2 separate regions of the Homo sapiens genome follow, and region 1 is linked to region 2. A link is a loop called in an ENCODE intact Hi-C map of the cell type or tissue named here. Cell type or tissue: endothelial cell of umbilical vein. All regions are shown on one strand. Each heading gives the region's core, and the rest is flanking DNA. Links, peaks and the distances in the headings are about the cores only.

Evidence for each region. Peaks named below come from ENCODE experiments on the same cell type or tissue, not always from the same donor. Only the 100,000 strongest peaks of a DNase experiment are listed, where the experiment ranks them.
Region 1: a loop joins it to region 2, with 5 times the contacts of the local background. A loop is called at or near these places in 2 of 110 quality-filtered maps.

Annotation. Positions count from the first base shown.
Region 1 is chrX:74,547,021-74,555,563 of GRCh38, reverse strand. No RefSeq gene overlaps it. Among named protein-coding and RNA genes, the nearest start is that of RLIM, 63 kb to the left of the region's middle. In endothelial cell of umbilical vein, for the core only: a CTCF peak has its summit at 5,077 (motif pointing right); a DNase peak (open chromatin) is centred at 5,103.
Region 2 is chrX:74,129,651-74,138,193 of GRCh38, reverse strand. All of the region lies in intron 5 of FTX (FTX transcript, XIST regulator), which reads left to right. It also overlaps the pseudogene DDX3P1 and the pseudogene DDX3P2. Among named protein-coding and RNA genes, the nearest start is that of MIR421, 85 kb to the left of the region's middle. In endothelial cell of umbilical vein, for the core only: a CTCF peak has its summit at 4,582 (motif pointing right); no DNase peak of the experiment used is centred there.

The DNA of each region.
Region 1 (8,543 bases), core at 2,030-7,029, 420 kb before region 2:
TGCAAACCAGATGGATTGCCCTATTTAAAGAAAATAAAACCTCCTAGATCTCAACCTAAAAGGAGATCTTGGATCCAAGAATGCTTACCCAACTCTTTCCTACCATGCCAGAATTCAACTGGACCTTACAGCATCCTTGCTGGCACCTAGGCATTGATTGAGGCAGTAGAGGAAAAGAAATTGGGGACCACTTTGGATCCTATTCTCATCACCAGAAATGTTAACAAAATGACTATGAGATCTACAGAGGAAGAAAAAATGAGAAAACTTTTATTTTCAGAGCAACAGTCTGCAGAATGGAGAATGTAGCCTCCAGGGAAACTGTGAGTATGCATTCTACAGAAGGGAAGGAAACAGCAGCATTTAAGCCTTCCAGGACTTGTCTTACATGTATATTCATCAGGTTTGGTAATATCTATAAAATTTACAGGGAAAGTCAAGCACATGTGCAGTGAGTTAACATATGTAATATACATATTATGTTCACTTTGGGATGGGGTTTTAACATTAAAATAAGGTTGTTACAGGTAGTTAGGCATAAGCAGGGCAGGAGAGGGCTCTCCCCTCAACCCACCAGGAATGTCAGGCAACCATCAGGTGATGGCTCAGCAGTTACCACACCGCCTCTCTAAAAATGACAATTTGGCAGCCGGTGCCAGGGAGAGACAATCTCCTGAAGGTCCACAGCTGTCACACTAAAGTGTTAATTGAACACAAGTGCCAGGGAGAGGCAACTTCCCAAACAGATAAAAACACTTGAGATTGGTAATTGGCTTTCAGTAAAATCTCAGGAGTTGGGCGAGTGAGCCTGGGCATGTGCATTAAGAGACAAAATGGTGGATTCCACCAGAAAAGGGAAGAAAGCCTCAGATGGGCACGCATACAACTTCCTAAACACACTGCGCATGCTCACTTCCCAAGCATAAGGGCATTGCGCATGAGGGCAGCCCACCCTAAGGGAAGAATCATGGGAAAGGGGTACAAGACGCCGAAGGTGGGCCCGCATATAAAGTCCTAGCATCAAGGTTAAATGCTGCACTTGTCCTTCAAGTTGCTTGCTTGGGTCTCTTCCAAGTGTACTTTCTTTCTTTCCTGCTCTAAAGCTTTTTAAATAAACTTCCACTTCTGCTCTGAAACTTGCCTCAGTCTCTTTTTCTGCCTTATGCCCCTCAGTTGAATTCTTTCTTCTGAAGAGGCAAGAATTGAAGTTGCTGCAGACCTGTACAGATTTGCCACTGATAACTCAGATACCTTCTAACCCAACAAGGTGGAATTTGCCTTTTTAAGTCAACAGGTGAACTATAGGGCACAAAGACATTTTGTGCACAGTCTCTGTAAACTGGCTGGAACTGGTTTAGGGTCTTTAGCTGTTTATCAGGAATGAATTTTTGTAAGGTTAATCTATCCAGTTGGTGCCACTGGCAGGATCCTCAAGGCAGACGTGTCCCAGTTGGCTGGTGGTCAGGCAGTCCACAGGGGTCAGTTGGGCAGTGTTTTGTTAGAACATGTTCCTGCCTACTTGTAGGAAGGAAAACCTTATGGCATTTAACAAACCTTATAGTATTTAACAAACCTTATAGTAATTAACAATGTAGGAGTACATGACTAATCCCTTTTCCTTGCCATGGTGGCTTACTTTTTCTCTTTTTTAGAGACAGAGTCTTGCTCTGTCATCCAGGCTGGAGTGCTGTGGCATGATCATAGCTTACTGCAGCCTTAATCCTGGGTTCAAGCAATCCTCCTGCAACAGCCTCCTGAGTGCATGGCTAGGACTACAGGTGTGTGCCACCATGTCTGGGTAATTTTTTATTTTTGTAGAAACAGGGTCTCACTGTTTTGCCCAGGTTGGTCTTGAACTCGTGGGCTCAAGCCATCCTCCCACCTCAGCCTCCTGTGCTGTTGGGATTATAAGTGTGAGCCACCGTGGCCCGCTGTGGCCACTTAATTTTCTCTCAAATCTCTCATCTCAGCCACAGAGTCCATCTCATCTGTAAGCTGGCATTATAATGTTGATACCTTTATTTATTTTTATTTTTTTATTTTTTATGTTTTTTTGAGACAGAGTCTCGCTCTGTCGCCCAAGCTGGAGTGCAGTGGTGCCATCTCGGCTCACTGCAACCTCTGCCTCCTGGGTTCAAGCAATTCTCCTGCCTCAGTATCCCAAGTAGCTGGGATTACAGGCGCATGCCACCACAGTCAGCTAATTTTTGTATTTTTAGTAGAGACAGGGTTTCACCAGGTTGGCCAGGATGGTCTTGATCTCCTGACCTCGTGATCCGCCCGCCTCGGCCTCCCGAAGTGCTGGAATTACAGGCGTGAGCCACCGCACCCAGCATGTTGATACCTTTAACTCCTGATTTCCTCTTAGCAATTTTCCATCCTCTGACCTCCATCCTGGTCCTTGGCTGTAAAGTCCCACTGGCCCATGCTGTATTTGGAGTTGAGCCCAATCTCTCTCCCCGACTGCAAGACCCCGTTGCAGTGGTTCTTATACCTATCACGATGGTCCTGAATAAAGTCTTCCTTACCATGCTTGAATAAGTATAATTGAATACTTTTTAAAATACACACACAGAGGCCGGGTACGGCGGCTCATGCCTGTAATCCCAGCACTTTTGGAGGCCGAGGCAGGTGGATCACTTTAGGTCAGGAGTTTGAGACCAGCCTGGTCAACATGGTGAAACCCCAACTCTACTAAAAATATAAAAATGGCTGGGTGCGGCGGCTCACGCCTGTATCCCAGCACTTTGGGAGGCTGAGGTGGGCGGATCACCTGAGGTCGGGTGTTTGAGACCAGCCTGATGAATATGGAGAAACCCCAACTCTACTAAAAAAAAAAAAAAATACAAAATACAAAATTAGCTGGGCATGGTGGCACATGCCTGTAATCCCAGCTACTCGGGAGACTGAGGAAGGAGAATCACTTGAACCCGGGAGGCGGAGATTGCGGTGAACCGAGATCACGCCATTGCACTCCAGCCTGGGCAACAAGAGCAAAACTCCGTCTCTAAATAAATAAATAAATAAATTTAAAGAAATAAAAAAATTAGCTGGGCGTGGTGGCAGGCACCTGTAATCCCAGCTACTCAGGAGGCTGAGACAGGAGAACCGCTTAAACCCGGGAGGCGGAGGTTGCAGCGAGCAGAGATCACGCCATTGCACTCCAGCCTGGGCAACAGAGCGAGACTCTGTCTCAAAAACAAACAAACAAAAACAAACAAACAAAAAAAAAAACACGTGGGAGACACCCAAGGAAAAATGAGTAAAATGAGTAAAAATGAATTTGTTCAACTGAAACAAAGAAAGTGGGGTTGGGGTGGAGGGTGCGGTAATGGGGAGGTAACCAGGAAAAGGACAGTAAACAAGGGTAAGGTTTGTAATGCAGATTTAAGTTGATGTCTTCCCTATTGATAAGAATCTCTCATGATTTAGTCATCCTTCTTTTCTTGGTACTGAGGGAGAGACACCCTTGCAAATGAAGATTTTCTTTATAGATGTAAATTTCCCTTATAAAAGGGTAACTTCTACTCTGTATTCAGAGCTTCTCTTGCATCTGCAGTTTCTCAAAACAATCAGCTCAAAATAATCCTTATGCCAAAAAAGGCATACTTTTGAGTGGCATATTCTAGTCTTCTACAATCATATTTTGTGGTGGCATATTCTAGTCTTACACTGTCTTCTCAAGTGGCTGTATCATTATGCATTCCACAAGCAATGAATGAAAGTTTATGGTTTGTCATTGTTTTAGTTCAGCAGGTCTAATAAATAGCAGTTTCAACAAGTGTGCAGTGCTATCTCATTGTTCGTTTGTTTTTTTAGACCGAGTCGCACTCTTGTTTCCCAGGCTGGAGTGCAGTAGCGCGATCTCGGCTCACTGCAACCTCCACCTCCCGGGTTCAAGCGATTCTCCTGCCTCAGCCTCCCGAATAGCTGGGATTACATGCATGCGCCATCACACCCGAACAATTTTTGTATTTTTAGTAGAGACGGGGTTTCGACATGTTGGCCAGGCTGGTCTCGAACCCCTGACCTCAAGTGATCTGCCCACCTCGGCCTCCCAAAGTGTTAGGATTACAAGCGTGAGCCACTTGCGCCTGGCAGTGCTGTCTCGTTGTTGTAATTTGCAATTCGCTAATGATATGTGATATTGAGCATCTTTCTGTATGCTTATTTGCCATCTGCATACCTTATTTGGCGAGGTGTCTCTTTATATCTTACCCATTTTTAATTGGGTTGTCTTATTTTTTAGTTTTGAGAGTTCTTTGAGTATTTTGAATACAAATCCTTTCTCAGATATGTATTTTACAAATATTTTGTCCTGTCTGTGGCTTCTGTTTTCATTCTTTGAACATGGTCTATCACAGACATGTGTAACATTTTTAATGTTATAATATCCATATTATTAACTTTTGTGCGTGGATCAGCTCTTGGCATTGTATGTTAAATCTCATCACCAAACCCAAGGTCACGTAGATTTTCTTCTATGTTTTCTTCTAGAATTTTGATAGTTTTGCATTTTTAATTTGTCTACGGACTATTCTGAGTAAATTCTTGCATAAATTGTAAAATTTGTATCTATGTTCATTTCATTCCATATGGTTTCAAATGACTTGTTCCTTCAGCATTTTTGTTAAAGACCGGGATAGTGGGCTCCATTTTAGTTTGAATTTCCAAAATTACGGCACTGAATAATATGCACATTGAATTTTTTTTTTTTTTTAATTTGAGATGGAATCTCACTTTGTTGCCCAGGCTGGAGTGCAGTGGCACCATCTCGGCTCACTGCAACCTCCACCTGCTGGGTTCAAGCGATTCTCTTGCCTCAGCCTCCGGGGTAGCTGGGATTACAGGCGCGCACCACCACGGCCGGCTAATTTTGTATTTTTAGTAGAGACGGGATTGCACCATTTTGGCCAGGCTGGTCTCGAACTCCGTACCTCTGGTGATCCACCTGCCTCTGCCTCCCAAAGGGCTGGGATTACAGGCTGCACATTGAATTTAATTGATTCAGCAGGACAGCCAGGAGGGGGCGCACGGCTACCGCTACACAGTGAGCGCTGAGAATCTCGCACTGTCTCTGGTGGCCAGCAGGGGGCGCGCGAACCCGCCTTTTCTGACCCCATGAAGCGCCTTGTGTTCCGCTTATGGAGTTCAGCACCAAGCCCACTTCAAAGACAAGAGTTTCGTTTTCCTCAGCACAGACCTAAGGGGGCACCGTCTCACTTTAGGACAACTGGAGACAACGTCAATGGTGAATAAAAACCTTCCTGTTCGCAGCCGTGACTACTGAGGGGCAGTAAGTCTTCAGAGTACCCAGGAGAGGAAGGGCTTCAAGTGGAAAATTGGAAATAAAAAATCCTACTGTTTCCACCATACCTCAAGGTTCTTCTCCACAACCAAGGTGTAGTGGCCAGTAACATTATGTCCACACAGTGGCCTCTTAATACTAAAGTAACATTCAGACTCCTAGAAGAGCAATTGGTTTCACAGCTTTGGCTGATGTGGATTTGGGTCAGGCTTAGCCTCTATAACAAAGTTTGATATTGTTTCTGCTTTACTGAAATGATATTGACATGGTTGTTTTAAAAAAGTAGTTTACTTCCTAATAATTTCATACTTGTAGAAAACCTGCAATAGCAGTACAAAGTACTCTTTATCCTTTCTTTTAGATTCCCCAGTGGTTATTGCTGTATCAGATTCCCAATTTCACACAAAATACTCCAGTATATTTTACCCAAAGCAGGGACACTCTCCTAGGTAACCATCACATAATCCCCAAATCAGGAAGTACATGATTTCTACCTGACATTCCAATCTGCAGACCCATTTCACTTCACCACCTGCCTCAACTGGGAGAAAAAATGTCTTTTTCCATTCAGGTCCAGTTTTCTTTTTCTGGAACTGTTCCTGAGACTGTCCCTCAGTTTCACAACCTTGGTAGATCTAAAGAGCAGAGGTGACTCCAAACTAGATTTGCCCAGTGTTTCCTCCTGAGCAGACGCGGACCCTGCATTCCTGGCAGAAACACTCTGGCCTGATGCTATGGTCTCCTCAGTGCAGTCCACTGGGAGGAGCACAGATTCACCTGCCCACCATTGGTGAACTCAACTTGATAATGGCAAAATACTGATTCACAAACATACATCTCATTATGTCATTTTTTTTTTGATGGAGTTTCACTCTTGTTGCCCAGGCTGGAGTGCAATGGTGTGATCTTGGCTCACCGCAACCTCTGCCTCCTGGGTTCAAGTGAATCTCCTGCCTCAGCCTCCCGAGTAGCGGGGATTACAGACATGTGCCACCACACCTGGCTAATTTTTGTATTTTTAGTAGAGACGGGGTTTCTCCATGTTGGTCAGGCTGGTCTAGAACTCACGACCTCAGGTGGTCCACCTGCCTTGGCCTCCCAAAGTGCTGGAATTATAGGCATGAGCCACGGTGCCCAGCCCATGTCACTCTTCTGGTTTAACTTTGGCAATGGTTTCCCACTGGCCACAGGGCTTGAAAAATACATTCAGCTCTCCATATTAGCAGATTCCACATCCATAACCAAACAAGGATCAAAAACATAGTATTTGTGGGATGTGAAACCCACATATATGGAGGGCCAACTTTTTGTATCCACGGATTTCACAGGGCTCACTGCAGGACTTGAGTGCGTGTGGATTTTGGTATTGGTAGGAGTCCAGGAACCAATCCCCCATGGATACTGAGGGATGACTGTAGTTTCATATTACTATTATTTTGTTAAGGTTTACTACATCTATGTTTAGAAGGGATATTGTTCTGTAGTTTTCTGTCCTTGTGATGTCATCCCTTTGTTTGATATGTTTGTTTTGATCTGGGGTTGGGGTTGGATATAGTATTTAGGCTGTTTAGGATTAGAGGGTTAGGATTTAGATTTTAGGGGTTAAGGTATAAACAGGTTTGAGGTTTAGAGTTAGGGTTAGGTGTAGGGTTGAGGCTGGGGCTAGGGCTAGGGTCAGGGTTTAGGGGTTAAGGGGATAAGGCTAAAGGCCAGGTGCAGTGGCTCAGGTCTGTAATCCTGGCACTTTGGGAAGCTGAGATGGGTGGATTGCTTCAGTCCAGGAGTTCAAGACCAGCCTGGGCAACATGGCGAAACACTATCTGTACCAAAAAAAATTACTTTTAATGCAAAATCTGCAATTACTTCTGCACCGACCTAAATACAAAAAATTAGCTGGGGCCACGTGCAATGGCTCACACCTGTAATCCCAGCACTTTGGGAGACCAAGGAATTTGAGAATCTTGAGGCCAGGATTTTGAGACTAGCCTTGCCAACATGGTGAAACCCCGTGTCTACTAAAAATACAAAAATTAGCCAAGAGTGCTGGTGCACGCCTGTAACCCCAGTGACTTGGGAGGCTGAGGCATGAGAATTGCTTGAACCCAGGAGGCGAAGGTTGCAGGAGCCGAGATCGTGCCACTGCACTCCAGCCTGGGTGACAGAGTGAGACTCTGTCTCAAAATAAATAAAATAAAATAAAATAAAATAAAAATTAGCCATGCATGGTGGTGTGGACCTGTAGTCTCAGCTCCTTGGGGGGCTGAGGCAGGAGGATCACTTGAACCTGGGAGGTTGAGGCTGCAGTGAGCCAAGATCACGACACTGCACTCCAGCCTTGGTGACAAAGTGAGACCTTGTCTAAGGAGAAAAAAAAAAAAAAAGCTAGGTTTAGGGTTTTGGCTACAGCTACAGCTAGGGTTAGGATTGTTTCACTATTGCCTTCCCTTCTCTCACCGTTACCTTGTGGGTTAACTAGCATTCCCCCTAGGCTAACACCTTGCCTCTCTACTACATTTCCACCTGGTCCTATCCTTCTCTGGTCCTTCCACTCTTGTCTGGATTGTGGATCACCAAGTATTTACATGTATTTCAGAGGCTGCTCTGTGGAGCTGAAAGTCTCAGGGAGGAGAAAAGTGCACAAATTTGCACTCACCCCAGCTTACTCCTGTCATGCAGATATCTTTGCCTGTCTCCACTGTCACCTGCTCTGATAGTTGAGTCCACATCCACAGGGCCTATTTCTCCATCTGCAAGAGGAAGTGATCTCTAAGGCCTTTCTGGTGTAACCCCACCAGTGAGCTCTCCCAGGTGCACCCTCACCATTCTGCTCTCCTCCACCTACCCCCACAGTGTTGTACAGCCTCTGAGTCCCAGGACCTTGGCTGGGCAGGAAGCAGCAGGATCATGACCAGATACTGCCAGTCAAGGCCAGTCATGGCAGGTCAAATCTGGTAACAACAACAACAACAAAAAAAAGTGAAGACCCATCAAGGTCAGTCTAAGCCAGCCAAGGCCTGTCAAGACTGGTCAACGTCAGTCAAAAGTGGTCAAGACCAGTCAAAACTAGTCAAAGCTGGCCATGGCTGGTCTAATCTGGTAAAAGCCAGTCAACTCCAGTCAAGGCTAGTCATGACTAGTTAAGACCAGTTGAGGTTTGTGAAAGCTAGTCACAACTGGTTATTGTCAGTCACAGCTGGTGAAGTCTGATTATGGCTGGTCAAGGCCAGTCAAAGCT
Region 2 (8,543 bases), core at 2,193-7,192:
CCTTTTAATATGCAAATGCAGGGCACCATGATGTTCTAACACATGGGGATATGTGGGGGCGGCCATGTTGCCAGGCACATGTGGAGGCAAGGGCAAGAAGAAGACGGTAGGAATCGCCATGTTTGGGTGGACCCAGTTTCTAATGGCCAGCATTTGCATATCAAAGATTGCTGGCCCAGCTTTAAGAGCTGGGGCTTTCCTGCTAGACAAGAAACATTTCTGCAGCTACTTTAAAAGAAACAAAAATTTCCCAAGGACCCCTTTTGCTCTCTATCTGCCTAAGATAATTTCTTAATAACTCCTATAACATTTCCCCCCTGTGGAGACGTCACCCCAACTGCTGTTAGGTGGTTTTGGGCAATGACTCTTTCTGGCTACTTCCTGCTTGAAAAGGGGCATCAAATGGGGAACAGAAGTCAGGGCTCCTCCTGGGGTTGGTCTAAGGGTCCTCAGAAGAATGGCGTATCCATGCGTAGTTCAGTCAGCAGCACCAGTTGGAGTTTGATTGCTTCTAGGCTAGAGGACACAATTTGAGCTATAGTATTGAGTATACAGGGTCCAAATATTAATACAAGACATATAAGCAAGAGAGGGCTTAATAAAGGGGTTAGTCAATTCCATAAAGAAGACTGGAATTCATTAAAGAGGGATTGTAGCCACCTGGGGCTGAAGCCTGCATTTTCCCTGAGCCTGTCAATAATTTTGATTTGATCTTCAAGTACCTGTAGATTTTCCTGTACTTTACTAGAGGTGTTAATCCAGAAGCAGCATGTTTCATTTAAAAGTGCACAGGTACCTCCTACTTCAGCTGTAAGGACATCTAAGGCCCATCTATTCTGTGCTACTACTGAGGCTAAAGAGTCTATGGGTGGTGTGCTTCTGTGGCTCCTACTGTTGCCTTCCATCCTTGTTGCATCATAATGGCAAGGAGAGGAATACCAGCAAACCAGAAGAGGCCTTTGGTTATAGAATTCCCCACTCATGGTCTAAGATGTTATCGTCATGTGTTTGCCCTCTCCAACCATCTCTTTCAGTTAAATCTCCATATGAGGGCATGGAAACGATAGATCTCTTTGTTCGGTATGTCCAAGATAGTGCACTTTCTAAAAAGGAGCCTAGGTTAGGGATGTCTCCAGATGATGCGGCCATATCAGAGGAATTTAAAAATAATAAGTTGGAGATCATTGCTACTATAGTGTAGTTTCTTAGTGTTATTGAACTGAGCAAACCGCTCAGGACAGATCCAGCAATTAGTCTTATTACAAATGGGCCATGGCTGATATTGTAGGAGCTAAAGGGTATGATGTATTACTAAACCCAATAAAAAGTCCTAGCAGACTCAGCTGGAGAATTTCCCTTTGGAGATCTATGAAGTTCTTTGGTTTTATTTTCCCAAACAAAGAAACCTCTGGGTTATGGGCACCCTATTCACTTTCATTGCCTGGCAGAATTTGCAGGATAATTGCCCAGAACTAGAATATTGATCCAGATATTTATGTTACCCATCCCTTTTTGTTTCTTCCAAGCTGCAGGAGATTGCCACTTGATTCACAGGAATAAGCAGGGTTAGTCTAAAATGTAGGCAAAATCTTAAAAAAAATGAATGAGACTAGGATTTAATGACAAATGTATGGTAAGCTTTGGAGAACAATTTCTCTCTCCAGTCCTCATTTTTGGTAAAAACAAATTATGATAAGACCGTGTGTGTTGTTCATAGAATAAACTTTAGTTTCATACTTGGCCTGATTATTTGCATAAAGTGCAGCAAAGCAAGAATGGTTATTTCTACATAGGCCTTTTGGATTGGCCTTGATAGAACTCTGTTCCACAAGGAATCTCTGATAAGACCTTTAAAGCCAAGCTCAGCCATGGGTTTGTATCCTCAAATACCTGTGAGTTGGGTGATCCTCTCCTCTTGAGGTCCTAAGATAAACTTGGAGCTCCTGGACCTGTTAGAAAGTGACATTCTTTACTGACCACAGGTTAAGAACACTGTGTGGGGACTGTGTAGACAGTGCACAAGGCCACTTCTCCCCAAGGAGCTTTTATTGGCTCTGCATGTCAAGCTTGATTCCTTAAAAGGAAACATACCCTTTCAGTCAAAGCCTTGGTAAAATAACCAGATTTTCCAATTGTGTCCTGTTGAAAAAGAAAAATGGATCCTTATTGCACTGATGCAAACAACTATATTGCCATAAGCTAAGAGTACTCACAGATAGTTTCCAAATTCTAGAGGAACCAGGCAGACAAAAACAAACATGCTTGAAATTTTGTTCACATGAATATACCTTATTCAATTATTAAAGGTGGTAAATAGTTCAAAATAAGTTTCCTTGACTCTGAAAATCAAAACAAGGATTAGCAATATTCCAAGCAACAGTCAAAAAGGTTGCTTTAACTTAGAGTGCAGTCCTTTTAGTTAACTCGTTTTGCTTGATATTTGTGAACATGTCAGTTCTTTATGAGTCCCATATGTTCTTTCTTTCAATGTTACAATCTTTAAAACTATTAAAAACCTGCATTTGAGAATACCTGTTAAAATCCTTAATATAACTTGATTATAAACTGTAAAATACCATAATATCCTTTTGAGTCTAATTAATGTTTACACATTTTGCAAGATTAATATTTTCAATCTTTCTATAACTTGCTTAAACCTCTAGCCCTATCTTATCAAATTTAACATAATCCCTCATCCCAGGGCAAAATTTACATTGCCCTGCTTTCTTATAATATTTTACTGAAAAAAAAAACCCACATTTTACTGTTTTTATATGCCTTGCATGTAAAACTATTTGGTGATCTCAAATACATGTTGCACTGTTAACTTTTAACAACTTTTCTTTTTGGTGAAAAACCTGGTTGGTAAGTGATTTTAATTACGTACAAAGTGTGGATCGTAGGACCCAGACAGAAGTGCAGATAAAGTCTGACTTTTCAGCATCTAGCTCCATGTGTCCCAGGCCTTACTTATCTGTAAAGCAGGCAGTGTACAACCTTGAAACATCTAGCAAACCTAGTATCTAAGTTGTATGATTTACACCACCTTTTTGCATTTTGATGACACTTGCATTTTACCAATAATCCTTGACTATTTTTATTTCTTAAAGTCATGTGAACTAAAAAGTATTTGATTTAAGACACTTATTTTTCTTTAAGCCAATCAATTAGAGCTCTTTTTATAGACATTGCACACAACACATATACAGCAACGTGAACAGACAAAAGATTCAACACTTGTAAGATTTTTTATTTGCCAGTTTCTTAATTGGATTACTGGCTTCAGGGTGGAGCCCTTGGATGAACAGGGTCAGGTAGCATGCATTAAGACTGGTAAGACAAAAAATGGAGAAAAGTAATTCAGTTGACTGATAAGAAAAGAGCCTTTTCCTAGAAAAACAAGATCCAATAAGAGAAAAACATAAAGGCCTTTAAAATATACTTATAACTTGAATATCCACTTTTAATTAAGCTGAGCATGCTTTAAGAAAATCCTTTGAACTCCCTTGTTACTTGAGTTTAGCCAAGCCAAGCACTTAAGGTTTTCGGCTTTTGAACTTTACAAAAAGTAACGTCACAGGTGAAACCAACAAGCCTTAATTAGGTTATGACTTAATTGTGAGCATACAAGGTATTTTCAAAGGGGTGATAGGCAGCTTTTGAAACTGTCATTGCAAAATTTTGGGTCAGGCGTGGTGGCTCACACCTGTGATCCCAGCACTTTGGGAGGCTGAGGCGGGCGGATCACGAGGTCAGGAGGTCGAGACCATCCTGGCCAACATGGTGAAACCCCGTCTCTACCAAAAATACAAAAATTAGCCAGGCATGGTGGTGGGCGCCTTTAGTCCCAGCTACTCTGGAGGCTGAGGCAGGATAGAAGTGAGAATAGAAGCTTCCTCTTAGTCTCCTTCCTTTCTGTATGACCCAGAGTGGAGGAGAAGACATCGAGCATCCTCCAAGTGTCTCCCCTCCCTGGTTTCTGGATCCTGGCACCATGTTAAATATGCCCCCCATGGTTGCAGGCATGGTCCTCCAAGCCATGGAACCAGATGAGCTAAGTGATGGGGCCAACCACGCTTACCCATGCAGCCTTAGCTTATCTGCCTTGTATGATTTCCCTTTGACTTTCTAGAACCTGTGTGATTTGTCTGGCTCTCTGAAAAACAGATCTCTGAAGAGACTGTGTCACTTTTGGGCAAGGCTCCTTTAGTGGAGGCAATGTGCTAGATTACCTGCTATTACAGCCCATGCTAAAGCACTTACCCTTAAAAAAAGTGGTTCTGGTTAACTTCTGAATTTAAATTTCCCTTACTAATTAAGTACTGTTTTAATCAGAGACATAATAGGTGCCTTAAAAGAACGTAGGACCCGAATGGCCATTTTTCTACTGATGGGACAATATTGGGACTAAAATCTGGCTGCGGAAGACATCTTACTCCTAACTGCTAAAGGCAGAAAATTCCCATTTCCAGAAGAAGCATAGAGCCTGATTTTTAATGGTGTAAAAAGAAGCTGCAGTGTTACCATGAAAGAAAAAGGAAAAAAATGTGTCTCATGTAGAGGATTCCTATTTCCACTAGGTGGCGGTGTTAGCTTAGAAATACTATGTGCTTGCCAGAGACCTGGTAGCAAGTAACTTCACTGCAGAGCAATGGGGAAAACTGTTTCTAGAGGCATTTTCCTGATCTTGCCTAACAGGATTTCTTTCCTAGGCTGTAAAAATCCCTGCACATTTCAATCAGAGAAAGAGTAAGACGCCACAGATAGAGAAGGAAGAAGAGTTTTGCAACGGTATAGTTGAGGGTTCTCTGCCACACACCCAGAACAGGCTATTGGAGGCTGGGTCTGGTCCAGAGGCCTTTGAATCATGCCAGTATGTCCCCTGGCCAGAAATTCTCAGTTACCTCAGAACTTTTCCCAGCCTCAAGCGATGAAAAGAAACTAGTTCAAAACATGGCCAACATTCCCAGTACTCATGGGTATTGGGGGGTTCTCCATGTTCTCACCAGCAAGCCTCACATCTGAGTCTTTAGTACAGCAGCCAACGCTGTGTATGTACTAGGCTGATGCATGCCCGTTCCTAAAGAAATACAAATGCTTACTCATGACTTTTTGGATGAATATATCTTTTTGGCTGTAGGCAGAGTAGGCTCTACATCTGAGAATATCACACAGAAAGTAGTTTGGGTTTATCTATCTAATTTTATTTTAATATAGAGGCCAAGAGCACCTTGTGAATGATGCAACAGATTTTAAGCTCGCTCCCATACTTACCGCTCCAACAAAGGCTGTACCTCAGTTTCCTGGCCAATGGATCAAAATGATATGGCTCCGATGACTGGAGGAACACCAGCGTCCTTAGTCTTGTGTCAATTTAGATAAAATGACACAGACACATGTGGAGTCGTTTTAAGGAGCAGAGAGTTTAATAGACAAGAAAGAAGGAAGGAAGAAGAAAACAGCTTCCCCGTACAGAGACAGAAGGCAGGGGGATTCGAACAAAGAGAAAAACTCCAAGTGTGATAGAAAAGTGGCTGCTTATATGAGGAGGCTGGAGGACGTTTGTGTCTGATTTGGATAGGGCTCAGGGGATTGGTTTGACCAAGCATGTCATTCACGTAGCCTGAGAAAAAACTGGCCCTCCCACCCTAGCCTTTTAATATGCAAATGCAGGGCACCATGATATTTTACACATGTGTGGATATGTGGGGGTGGCCGTGTTGCCAGGCACATGTGGAGGCCAGGGCAAGAATAAGACTGCAGGAATTGCCATGTTTGGGTGGGCCCAGTTTCTAATGGCCGGTATTTGCATATCAAAGCTTGCTGGCCTAGCTTTCCTGCTAGACAAGAAATGTTTCTGGAGTTGCTCTAAAAGAAAAAAAAGAACTTCCCAAGGACCCCTTTTCTTATCTGCTTAAAATAATTTCTTAATAACTCTTTCTTTTTTTTTTTTTTTTTTTTTTTTTGAGACAGAGTCTTGTTCTGTCACCCAGGCTGGAGTGCAGTGGCACGATCTCGGCTCACTGCAACCTCCGCCTCCTGGGTTCACGTGATTCTCCTGCCTCAGCCTCCCAAATAGCTGGGATTACAGGTGCACAACACCACGCCTGGCTAATTTTTTGTGTATTTTTAGTAGAGATGGGGTTTCACTATGTTGGCCAGACTGGTCTCGAACTCCTGACCTCGTGATCCGCCTGCCTCAGCCTCCCAAAGTGCTGGGATTACAGGTGTGAGCCACCGCGCCCAGCTCTTAATAACTCTTATAACAAGAATTATAATTTCCTCCACATCCATCACTGTTGTAGAAGCCTCCATAGCTACCTCCACCACATCTGCTGCTGCTGCCATGACCACCTCCACCACTGCAGCTGCTGCTTGTATGACTACTACTGAAGCCAGAACTGCTGGAACCACTACTTTGTCAATAGTCTCTGGCACCAAATCCTCCACTGAATCTTTTAGATCATGCATGAATACCACCCTTGTAGTGGTGTTTATAAGCTTTATTTTCCAACCAAGCAGGCACTTCTTGTTTAGCTTCTATAAGAATATCCAACAAATCCTTTGTAATATTCATATTTCTTTAATTAAAGAATGAGGTGGCAAGACCCTGGATTCCCACACATCCTGTACAGCCAATACAAGGCACATATTCTTCAATATCACTTGGCAAATCAAAATTGAAGCATGTTTCACATTTGAAATGTCTAGTCTTCATGCTGCCACAGCTGTAGCCACTAGAATTGGGATTTTCCCCAAGCAAAACTGATGAAGGGCCTCCTTCTCGATCTCTCTGTGATTGGTCTCCATGAATACTAGTACAAGGATATACTTCATGGTATAAGAAATTCTCCAGAGAATCTTCTCCCTTTTTGGTCTCCACAAACACTAAAGTCAGTGAATCCTTCCCTGGTGCATTTAAGAGATCAAGCAGAAATGACCGTTTATCTGGCTCTTCCACCCAAACTACTTCCTGTGTGATAGTCTCAGAGGTAGAGCCTACTCTTCCTACAGCCAAAAAGATATATTCATCCAAAAAGTCACGAGCAAGCATCTGTATTTCGTTAGGAAAAGTAGCACTAAACATCATGATGTGATGAATGCCCTTCAGTGGCATAGTATCTTGTTCAAGTATAAGATGTATCTGAGGTCCAAATCCCATATCCAGCATCCTATCAGCTTCATCCAACACTAAGTATTTGCAGAAGTCTAATCCAATCTTTCCTCTTTCCATCAAATCCACTAGACCTCCTGGCGTGGCTACTAACAAGTGGCATCCATGTTCTAAGACCTGAATTTGCTGACCAATATCAGCATCACCATAAACTACACAAGGATGAACTCTAGGCTGGTATGAAAATTTTCTGACTTCCTCATATCTGTACAGCCAATTCTCTTGTTGGGGCTAAAACCCAGGAGATTGAGTATTGTTCATGGCATCCATACCTTCCATTTTCCTTCACAGCCTTCAAAGCTTTTCCTGGACCATCTATATATATCTGACTCAGTACGGGTAAAAGAAATGCTGCAGTTTTCCCAGACCCTGCTTGGGCACAAGACATTAAGTCTCTTTTTTTCCCCTAATAATAGGAATGGCATGTTTTGCAGTGGAGTAGGATGAGTATAGTAAGTAAGCTCTGTAAGGTCCTCTGAGCTGGCCGCACCATGGTCAAGCCATCGTGACATTCCCCCGCCCTTGTGATAATGTACTTTGTGATATTCCCCATCCTTGTGAAGGTAGTTTGTAACATTCCCCGCCCTTGTGACAATACACCCTCCCCGCCCTTGTTAATGTATTTGTAACATCCATCCCCTGCCTGCAAAAAATTGCTTCTGACTCCACTGCCTATCCCAAACCTATAAGAATAAATGATAATCCCACCACCCTTTGCTGACTCCTTTCTTGGATTCAGCCCACTTGCACCCAAGTGAATAAACAGCCTTGTTGCTTACACTAAGCCTGCTCAGGTGGTCTCTTATACGGACACACATAGTATTTGGTGCTGAAGACCCGGGACAGGGGAACTCCTTCAGGAGACTGGTCCCCTGTCCTCATGCTACCTCTGTGAGGAGATCCACCTACGACCTCAGGTCATCAGACCAGCCAGCCCAAGGACCATTTCACCAATTTCAAATCGGTAAGCAGTTATTTGCACTCGGGTAAGCAGTGTTTTTGCTCTCTACCTAACCTCTATTGCCTCCCTTCAATCTCTCTCCTTTCAATTTCAGTTTCTCTCCCTTCCTGGTAGAGACAAAAAGGAGACACACTTTATCTGTGCATTCAAAAACTCCGATGTTGGTCACGGACTTGGGAAGACAGTCTTCCCTTGGTGTCTGATCACCGTGGGGACACCTGTCTTGATCATTCACCCACATTCTCTTGGTGGCAGGTCAATTATGGGGATGCCTGCTTTGGCTGCTCACCCACATTACAGCCCAGGACTCAGTCAGGGATGCCTACGGGAAGCCTGTAGTTGCCACCTCCATTTCTCCGTGTCTCTACCTTCCTCTTTAAACTTACCTTCTCCACTATGGGCAACATT